Regions from separate parts of the Homo sapiens genome. Here region 2 is linked to region 1. Evidence: read pairs that join two places in POLR2A ChIA-PET (ENCODE). Cell type or tissue: PC-9. All regions are shown on one strand. Links, peaks and the distances in the headings refer to the core of each region. The heading gives the core; the rest is flanking DNA.

Evidence for each region. ChIA-PET counts read pairs that join two places held together with the same protein. Peaks named below come from ENCODE experiments on the same cell type or tissue, not always from the same donor. Only the 100,000 strongest peaks of a DNase experiment are listed, where the experiment ranks them.
Region 2: POLR2A ChIA-PET joins it to region 1 with 5 read pairs; 3 of 35 experiments call an interaction of 5 or more read pairs at or near these places.

Annotation. Positions count from the first base shown.
Region 1 is chr18:62,632,641-62,638,024 of GRCh38, reverse strand. No RefSeq gene overlaps it. Among named protein-coding and RNA genes, the nearest start is that of PHLPP1, 80 kb to the left of the region's middle. In PC-9, for the core only: no CTCF peak of the experiment used is centred there; DNase peaks (open chromatin) are centred at 2,584 and 2,914.
Region 2 is chr18:62,873,794-62,879,177 of GRCh38, reverse strand. All of the region lies in intron 4 of PHLPP1 (PH domain and leucine rich repeat protein phosphatase 1), which reads right to left. Among named protein-coding and RNA genes, the nearest start is that of PHLPP1, 160 kb to the right of the region's middle. RefSeq lists enhancers at 1-156, 1,056-1,556. In PC-9, for the core only: no CTCF peak of the experiment used is centred there; DNase peaks (open chromatin) are centred at 2,857 and 3,687; H3K4me3 peaks cover 839 bases; H3K27ac peaks cover 4,626 bases.

The DNA.
Region 1 (5,384 bases), core at 271-5,270:
GACTCAACCCCTCTGCCACAGCCTAAGGCTACTTCCTCTCCTTTCCTTAGTGGAGATGAACACTAGCTGGTCACTAACTGCCAAATATCTACCCCTTGCTACTGGATTCCACGACAGTGAACCTGCTCTTCAGCTTTCTCCCTACAATAATCTCCTTTGCTTTAACCTTTCCTCATGGGCCCTAAGTTTGTCTCATCCCTAATCACAGCTAAAAAAGATGGAACTGAATACAGCATGGAGTTTAACAGTGGGACAAAGAAAGGAACCATTTCACCCTAGATTTGTGTGTTCTGCTGAAACACAGGGCTGGTTTCATGTCTTCCTAAGTATTTCATTACAATGAAGAAAACACAGTTCTTGTTGGATGAGATGCCTGTTGAGGTGTTGCAAACATGATGATGTCATGTCCAGGGGAGGAAAATGAATATCCCAGGGTTTGAAACCAACTCCCTAGGCAGATGAAGCCAGCAGAGCAAGAACCTTGCCAGCACAACCAGTGGTAAACACACGAAGGTAAATATGGATATGGCCTTTGCTTCAATGGGATTCCAAGTCCTGGGAATGCCAAGAAGCATATATGTCTTTGGGGCCGCCAAATACCTACAGCGTTGTCTTATACATCACAAGCAGTAAATACACTTACCCACAGACACGGAGAGGGAGTTTCCTTAGCCTCTTTCCTTTATGTGAATTTGAAGCTGCCTGATCAGAGTACAGATGTGGCAATTTACTCAAGTTCTGCCCTTGGTTTTCCACTTCTGTTAGGGTCTTTGAGGGATTCCAACAGACAACATTCCCTTCACTGCCTGATTTATGAACCAATTAAGAAACAAAGTGGCCAGGTGCGGTGGCTCATGCCTGTAATCCCAGCACTTTGGGAGGCTGAGGCAGGTGGATCACAAGGTCAGGAGTTCGAGACCCAGCCTGGCCAAGATGGTGAACCCCGTCTCTACTAAAGATACAAAAAATTAGCCTGGCGTGGTGGTGTGCACCTGTAATCCCAGCTACTGGGGAGGCTGAGGCAGGAAAATCGCTTGAACCCAGGAGGCAGAGGTGGCAGTGAGCTGAGATTCTGCCATTGCACTCCAGCCTGGGTGACAGGGTGAGACTCTGTCTCAAAAAAAAGAGAAAAAAAGCAAGTGTGGGCACAATGGCTCATGCCTGTAATCCCAGCACTTTGGGAGGCTGAGGTGGGAGGGTTGCTTGAAGCCAGGAGTTTGAGACCAGCCTGGGTAATATAGCGAGACGCCCATCTCAACAAAAAATAAAAAGTTAGCCAAGCGTGGTGGTGCATGCCTGTAGTCCCAGCTACTCAAGAGGCTGAGGCAGGAGGATTGCTTGAGCTTGGGAGGTTAAGGCCTCAGTGAGCTGTGATCGTGCCACTGCATTCAGGCTGGGTGATAGAGTGAGACCCTGTCTCAAAAAAGAAAAGAAAGAGGCTGGGGGTGGTGGCTCATGCCTGTAATTCCAGCACTTTGGGAGGCCGAGGTGGGTGGATCATGAGGTTAAGAGTTCAAGACCAGCCTGGCCAAGATGGTGAAACGCCATCTCTAATAAAAATACGAAAATTAGCCAGATGTGGTGGCGGGCACCTGTAATCCCAGCTACTAGGGAGGCTGAGGCAGAGAATTGCTTGAACCTGGGAGGCAGAGGTTGCAGTGAGCTGAGATCGTGTCACTGCACTCCAGCCTGGGGGACAGAGCGATACTCCGTCTCAAAAAAAAAAAAAAAAAAAAGAAAAGAAAGAAAGAAACAAAGTGAGAGAGATGACAAGTGGAGGCTATAATACCACTTTCTTATGCTGACATTGAAAAGATAGCTTATATCTGTGAGCAAATAAACCTCCCAATACTGAACCCCCCTCACAGCAGCCTGGACTATGGCAGCCTCCCACCCTGGACCTGCCCCGCTCCAGCCCACCCCTGACTCCTGCCCTCTGATGGCAGGGTAGCTGTCAAGGAGGAAACCAGAGAGAGGCTGAGCCAACCACACCAGTTTATTCTCTCTAAAGTTCCTATCAGCTAAATCACTCCATCTTCTCTGAGCAGAGGTAGAGAGAGAGCCAGATGTCACATAAACAGAGCCACTTCCTCCTGAAACAACTATTCATTGTGGGAAATAAGTTACTTCCAAATCCTACCTACCCTGATGCCTTACCTCCCTTAGGGACTGTGGTCTTGAGTCCCTCACCATTGCACACCCAAGCATCTTGGCAGAGATAACCTTTCATAGAGATGATAAAGTGTGTGTGCATGAGCAGGCATATATGTGTGCATGTATGTGAGGATGAACAAATCTACATATATGTATACATATATATCTGAGTTTGCATGTGTATGTGTGTGTGAATGTGTGTATAGGTTTGCCTATGGTGCAAGTGTGGTGTGCGTTATGAGTTTGCATATGAGCTTGTGAGTGTGTAAGTGTACATGAGTGTGTGCAAGGGCACAGGTGTAGGCATGCGGGTGTGGGTGTTCATGTGTGCCTAAATGTTCATGTACATAGCTGTGCCTATAGTATAAGTAGGTGTGTGTGTAAATATCAAGCTTTGGAACCAGGCTTTCAGGTTTCATATTTGGGCAGATTCATTCCAAGAAACATTCCTTGAGTATCTATGATGACCAATGACTGTGGCAACCATAAGGAGGAGTATTACGTTTCTCTGGATGCAAAAGGCTTATAAGCAAGTAGAAGAGACAGACACATAAGCAACCCTATGCAACACAAGACAAAAGATGTTAAATGCCATTGTTATAACACAAGAAGAAGAATTGTTCTGACTTGCTGAATGTTTGAGGTCAGCTTGAGAGGAGATAGGAGGTGACAGGAGGGCCGTTCAGGCACAGGAATAACATGAGCTCAGGACCCAGGTAGAAATATAGGGCATGTTTAAGCAATGAGTCATTCGTTGTGCCAGGCACATAAATTAACATGAGAGTTACAACATCAGATCAGATCAAGGATAACATCTGGCCATTCCTCACTATATTTCACAGGGCACACGCTGATGAAGGAGGGGGATGGCCAATTAGTGGGGAACTCGGACTCTTGTACTAAGAAGTGTGAACTTCCTTTCTTAAGGTAAAGGGAAGCCATTGTGTTAGAGTGGAGCCGGGGAAGGCAAGGGTGGGATAAGAATTTCAGGGTTAAGAAGCTACTGCATTGGTCTACATGAGTGATAATGAGGGGGTCAAAGGGGTGACATAGTTTACAGATACACTCAGTGGATTTTTATTAGGCTGAAGGGAGGTTTTCCAAATCTGGTGACTGGTCATTTAATGGTGTCACTAACAGGGCTAAGGAGGAAGTGGATGATGGGCTAAAGAAGTTGAACTGCAATTTGAACTACTGTGTCTCCCCTGATAATCACTCAGTGCTATGCTTCGTGCACCCAACCCCCACACAGATGTGGACTTTTGGGAAATGCGTCCTCTTGCTGACTAGGCATCAAAGAATGAGTATTTCCTTTGTCACCATTGCCTCATCTTCCAGAGAAAACTCTTCACTTCTGGAGGAAGCCAATTTCTCTTTCATCTGGAACCTTTTATCTCTAATAACATTATCTCTATAGTTTTAACTCAAGAAAGGTCTCGGTTTGAGTCTTCAGTTGGAGCCCTGAGGAAGCAGGTTCCAAGAACAAAGGAGAGATTGCTCTTTCTCTGGTCTTCTCTGCTCAAACAATAGCAAGCTACCTTCTGGACACTACAGTGGGCATGTCCAGTGGTGCATCACCTGACAGAGAGATGCAGGGACTCAAAACAGGTACATTTATTGTGTCAAGGTACATTTGTGAGTACAAGGAAGAGTCACGTCCAGGAGAGGACAGGCTGAAGAGGAGCTTCAACCAATAGATGGGGCTCTGCTGGGGCCACTAGGATGTCAGCAGGGAAGCCTCGGAGCGCCACAGCAGCGTAGAAGGCCTCGGGCTGCAGAATTCAGCAGGACTAGGGGCTAAATGTGTGATGAAGTTGGAAAGGCGAACACAACAGCAATTGAAGTGGATTCCAAGAATAAAAAATGATTCGCCAGAAATACGCCAGGACACAGGCAGCTAAAGCCAACAAAGGGGTGGATTCCCAAGATGGGGACCTGAGAATCCAAAGGGATCGAAAAATCAAACATAGCCAGGCACGGTGGCTCATGCCTATAATTCCCACACTTTGGGAGGCCAAGGAGAATAGATCACTTGTGCTCAGGAGTTCGAGGCCAGCCTGGGCAGCATGGCAAGACCACATCTCTACAAAACACAACAATTAGCCAGGCGTGGTGATGTATACCTGTAGTCACAGGTACTCGGGAGGCTACGGTGGGAGGATCACTTGAGCCTGGGAGGTTGAGGCTGCAGTGAGCCATGATTACGCTACTGCACTGGAGCCTGGGTGACAGAGTGAGACTTTGCCACAAAAATAATAATAATAAAACAGAAAAACCAAACATCAAATAATGCAAAGACACATGGGCTTGGGGCAATTCGTGGCTTTACGGGGTGAGGTGCAATGTCAGAAAGAGGCGCAGGCACTGGGGTTCTTTAGTCTGGAGAAGAGGTGGTAGCTGTTACCTAAATCATAAGCTCCTGGAAGGCAGAGAATACAGATCTGATGTCTTGATTAGTAGGTAATAAATGGATATTGGTTGAATGATTGCTTACTTAAGTAAGCCCTTCAAGGGGAGATTCTCTTAATTGCTGCCTCATACCTCAGAATGGCTTTGATTTTCTCATTTCTCTTTTTTGCCCTGGCAGCTGTTATTGCCTCAGCAAGCTAAAGCTGTTGCTATTTCAGCATCATTGCTAAGAAGGGCATTGAAGCATCTTTATGTCAGGCTGAGCTCACTCATCCAGATTAATTCCCTAGATGTCCAGCATAATTTCTGGTAAAGTCACCTTTTGGTCTGAACAAAAAGCAGATAACTCACTTTATCTGTGAGTTTTTTATCTTGTTGACAAACCAAAATTCTTATCCATTTCAATTTCTGTGGCAATTTAAGAAATTGCTAGCAGAAGAAATGTGGACTTTGGAAGGACACATTAAGCCTGCACTTTGCTCCTCGCTATCATGTGAATGCCTCAGTGTCCTGGCCATTTCTGATTCGGTTCTGGGAGGATTACAGAAACATCATGATTACTGTGCTCTCTAAGCCTCTCACTGGTTTTAAGGAGGGGGCTGATTTCCACTTTTATTTATAGAAACTTCGAGAATGATCTCCAAAGCTCAAGAGTTCAAGAAGCTATGGAGAATCTTAGTGATTGAGAGGACATTTGGGTTCATCTAAACCAGGGGTCCCCAACCCGCAGGCCATAGTCCAGTACTGGTCTGCGGCTTGTAAGAAATGGGGCCACACAGGAGTGAGTGGTAGGTGAGTGAGCACGACCACCTGAGCTCCGC
Region 2 (5,384 bases), core at 200-5,199, 240 kb before region 1:
CTTTAAAGTCCCACCTCTTAATACTGTTGCATGGGGGATTATGTTTCCAACACATCAACTTTGGAGGACACATTCAAACCATAGCACCAATAAACACTACAGGTGATTCTGATGTAGGCATTTCATGAATCATTTTGTGAAACACTGATTTGGAAAGCAAAAACTACAAGGTAATTGGGAAACATTAAGTAGACCAAATTATTAAGGAGAAAGAAGCCCTGTGGTTGTAAAGAATGCTTAAAGTCTAATCACAGAGCATGTCAAGAAGACACTGGTATTTGCCTATGAAAAACTTTGAATTGAATGAAATAGTACATCTGAACATGCACATATTTATCACATGTATCAGATAATATCTCCCCTTTGTTGCACTTCCAGACACACACACACACACACACAATATGAGGAGTATAAATATGCATTCTGACAAAGTTTAAAATTAGGGGAAAAAAACAGCTATTTAGAAAGTCAGCCTTTCCCCAAGGTTTTCTTATTAATTATACGTCCAAAAGACATCACCAGGGAGGAATGGGTGTGCCCTGCTTTTACAGAGGTCACTGTCAAATATCCTGCCAGTTCTGGTGTCATCATCCTCACCACTCCAGAGAAATGACAAGAGGAATGTGACTCCTCCCATTCAAAGCTCCATTAGTTTAGAGCATGGTGAGTGACATCAAAATTACAGCCACTAAATAAAAACAGACATTTTCATGGGTCCTTAGTTTTCAAAACTGACATGCGTGTGTTGTCTGAATGAGCTCCAGAATTAGATGTGTTTATTTGACATGAAGTAGCAGAGAGAGGGAGGAGAGGAGTATTGGTCTCCATCAGCATTCTCATACCGGCAACCAAAGAATTATTTCAGAAGTCATCAGCAAAGATGTTAATTATGTTCCCAAGTCCCAAGTTATGATGACACTTCACCATCAACAAAATAAGCATCAGTTTGGTCCTTTTACTCTATACTTATTACTATGCACTAGGAGCTGTGCAGAGTAAAGTTGATTACCACTCAGAATAGCAAATATCTACAAATACAGTGTTGGCATTAAACTCTTGCAGTTAAGTTAAAGCTCAGAGAATACGGCAAAGAGCTCCACAGAGCTCAAAGAATGGAAGTGGACAGAATACAATAACTGAATTGGAATCAAGCCAAGGCTTTTGAAGATACCAGCCTCTCTCCCTTCTATTTAAGTGGGAATAAATGTTAAAGAACATCTTAAACTATCCCAAAAAGTCAACAGGGCAAACTAATTTAATATAGCCTGGCTGATATTTTGTTTCTGAGCTCCGTCTTCAAAATGTACTATATGAGGGAATAAGAAAATGGGCCATCATTGCCATAAATTAGGTCGGCAGCATTAGGCAAGAAGAGAACCAAAGGCTATATAATCACGGAGCCCCAAGCACCACCTGCCGGCTCTGCTTTGCTCAAATTCTCTGGGAAGGAAAATGGGAATCTTGTGAAATGGAAAGCTTCCCAAGAGGATCACAATTCCATCTGAAAAGCAAAGCTGTATAAGAAAGGAACTTCCAGTTCTGGGAACAGTTAACTGACAAAAAGACATTCCATACATTCCATGAAATTCCTTTAACATTTGGCAAGCCTCATGGAACCCTGGTAGTGGAAATTCCTTCCCAAGGTTATCTCTAACCCTGAGCAGCATTTGTGCTGTTTTTCTTTTACATAGGCTTTACTCTTTCTTCAGCAGTCTGCAGCTGGCTTGCCTCTAACGTTTTTTATACAGCAGTGTCTTCAAAGAAGCTGAAATTGTTCTAAGCGCTGCTGTTTAAATCGATCAAATGAACTGCAAAAATGTTTTAGCATGCCACTCTTTATTTCACTATGCTAATGAATTATCACTATTTCCATTAAAAGAAGTCTTCATGAATTATGTATAAAAACAAAAACTAAAATCTTTCAATAAAACCTGGAAATGTGGGCTTTTGGTAATGATAAGTAATTAACATTAATCACTTTACATCTGGAATGCCAACATCCCCAAAAGAGCAGAAGAGCAGAATAGGAAATAAGGTCATTTGTTTTCTACTCCAAGGGAACCAAAAATGTAGAAATTTGAGCTTTCTAAGAAGAGAGGTACTTGATAAATGCCATGCATAATTAGGAGTTTCTCATCGCTCATTTCTTCATACTTTCATTCTATTATGCCCACATCCTTGCACGCCCAACTCCATTCACTCTTTCCCTCTTTCTCGCATGAGAGGACCTGCCCCTCCATCTCTCCATTTTCAGCTAAACCAAATTTCACATCTAATCAGAGCTCAAATCAAGTCTTTCCTCCAAGTGTTGAATTCACTCCCCTCTTGACCCAAGTCATCTTTACTTATTTCAGGTGAAAACTTACTCAATTTATACCACAGCCTCTAAGACACAATCACACAAGCCTGAGTTCCTTGAAACTGATATGTAGGTGCCACATAATGCAATGTGGTTGATCAATAATCATTCTAAGTGACTGATGTCCCCTTAAAATAGTCACCTTGAATACTAAATACAAGAAATGGTTCCGCTGCTCAAAGCATTTCTAAATGTTCTCTTCCTAAAGTTTTATGATCACATTATTTTGATTATCCTTGGTGGTGGGAAAACCAACAATTCAGTTCAGTGAGTATTTATTAAGGACTTTACAGTAGATGGCAATTTTAGAAATTTTTAGATGCTTACTATAAAAGGATTGATAAGTACAAAAAATATTTAAAAAGTGAACAATTCAGAAGAGCAAAAGGTCACATGGAATTGAGAAGTAACTAAAAGCTTCAAGGAAAAAATGCCATTACAAATACACTTTGAAGGGTGGGGTAGGAGTCGCTAGGTTGAGCCTGGGTTCGGCAGGTGGTCAAAGGTAAAAGTTGGGGCACATTCTTGCAAGATGAGTGGCAAGAGAATGTGAAGTGAGTTTAGAGAATGGTAAAATAAACCATAGATTTTTTTTTAGAAGTCCAGTTTCATACGGTCCATTTTAAAACTAGTATCTCCTTTTCCAACTTCAAATCCTCTCTTACATTTTTCTACGTAAGGTTTTCTGAATCATCTCACTGTGCATATTGTCTTTTATCATACTTTCAACCAAAGAGAAATACAATGATAAATTACCAGTCTCACTTCCTTCTAAAAGTTGCTACAGGCCGGGCACAGTGGCTCACACCTGTAATCCCAGCACTTTGGGAGGCTGAGGCAGGCAGATCATCTCAGGTCAGGAGTTCGAGACCAGCCTGGCCAACATGGTGAAACCCCGTCTTTACTAAAAATACAAAAATTAGCCGGATGTGGTGGCGGGCACCTGTAATCCCAGCTACTCAGGAGGCTGAGGCAGGAGAATCACTTGAACGCAGGAGGCACAGGTTGCAGTGAGCTGAAATCGTGTCACTGCACTCCAACCTCGGGGGGAGGATAGAGTGAGACTCTGATCTCAAAAAACAAAATTAAAAAAAAAAAAGTTGCTACAAATACCTTTTGCAAAGAAGTTGCTACAAATACCTTTTGCGAAGAATACATAAAATTGAATGAATAAAGGCACTTCCCCCACCATTCACTCAAGAGTGCGTTCATTTATGGAGTATCTATTTAATGCTCACCTAGCAACAGTAATGACCTCTGAGGGGGACTTGATTCCTGCCCTCTCAGAATGCAAAGCCAAGCAGAGCACACAAGATAAATATAGAAAACAAAGGTGATAAAAGTTAAGGCCATACTGCTATTCCCATGAGTCACAGTATCTTTACAAAAACAGGCTTAACTATTACACAGAATTTTATAAAACTGTCAGGGGACAATAGTAACACACAATGGCAAAATTCAATATCCAAAGGAGAATGTTAAGAAAAACAAAAACGCTGGTGGTATACTTTTTTTTGTCCTATTTCCATATCATATATGATAAAAATCACATTAAGAATTCTATAGGCCGGACGTGGTGCCTCATGCCTGTAATCCCAGCACTTCAGGAGGCCGAGGTGGGCAGATAATGAGGTCAGGAGACTGAGACCATCCTGGCTAACACAGTGAAACTCCATCTCTACTAAAAATACAAAAAATTAGCCAGGAGTGGTGGCACGCACCTATAGTCCCAGCTACTCGGGAGGCTGAGGCATGAGAATCGCTTGAACCCGGGAGGCGGAAGTTGCAGTGAGCCAAGATCGCGCCACTGTACTCCAGCCTGAGTGGCAGAGCGAGACTCCGTCTCAAATATAATAATCATAATCATAATCATAATAATTCTACAGATACATAGCAGGTCCTCGAACAATGTCATTTCATTCAATGTCATTTAGCTATAATGTTAATGAGGAAAAAAATCAATTCCTGGTGAGGATCGCTGTCTGTGTGAAGTTTGCCCATTCTCCTCCGTCTGTGTGGTTTTCTTGGGGTACTCACTTCCTCCCACATCCTAAAGCTGTGCACATTACGTTCACCAGTGTGTCCACATGGCAAGTGAGAGAGACAGAGAGAGACAGAGAGCGAGAGTGTGTGTGTGTGTGTGTGTGTGTGTGTGTGTGTGCGCGCGTGCGTGCGCGCCCTGTGATGGGATGCTGTCCTACCCAGGGCTGGTTCCTGTCTGGCACTCTTAGCTGCCGGGAGAAGCTCCAGCCACCAGCAACCTGAACTGGAAAAACTTGGTAAATAATTGCCCTTTTTTGTTTGTTTTTTGAGATGGAGTCTTGCTCTGTCACCCAGGCTGGAGTGCAGTGGCGCAATCTCAGCTCACTGCAACCTCTGTCTCCCAGGGTCAGGCGATTCTCATGCCTCAGCCTCCCAAATACCTGGGATTACAGGTGCGCACCACCATGCCCGGCTAAGTTTGTGTATTTTTAGTAGAGATAGGGTTTCAACATGTTGGTCAGGCTGGTCGCAAACTCCTGACCTCAGGTAATCTACCTGCCTTGGCCTCCCAAAGTGCTGGGATTACAGGCGTGAGTCACCTCAACCGGCCTATATCTTACTTGTTTTTATTAATCTTTTTTTTTTTTTTTTGAGACAGAGTTTCGTTCTGATTGCTCAGGCTGGAGTGCAATGGCGTGATCTCGGCTCACCACAAACTCCACCTCTCGGGTTGAAGCGATTCTCCTGTCTCAGCCTCACGAGTAGCTGGGATTACAGGCATGCACCACCACGGCCCAGCTAATTTTTGTATTTTTAGTAGAGACGGGGTTTCACTGTGTTGGTCAGGCTGGTCTTGAACTGCTGATCTCGTGATCCACCTGCCTTGGCCCCCCAAAGTGCTGGGATTACAAGCGTGAGCCACCGCATCCGGCCCTTTATTTATCTTTCTTAAGTATATGCATAGCTCATATTTATTTCAATGCTTAATATTAAAAGCGTTTTGATCTTTATTTAGTAGTTTCGTGGTGTTGTAACCAGAAAC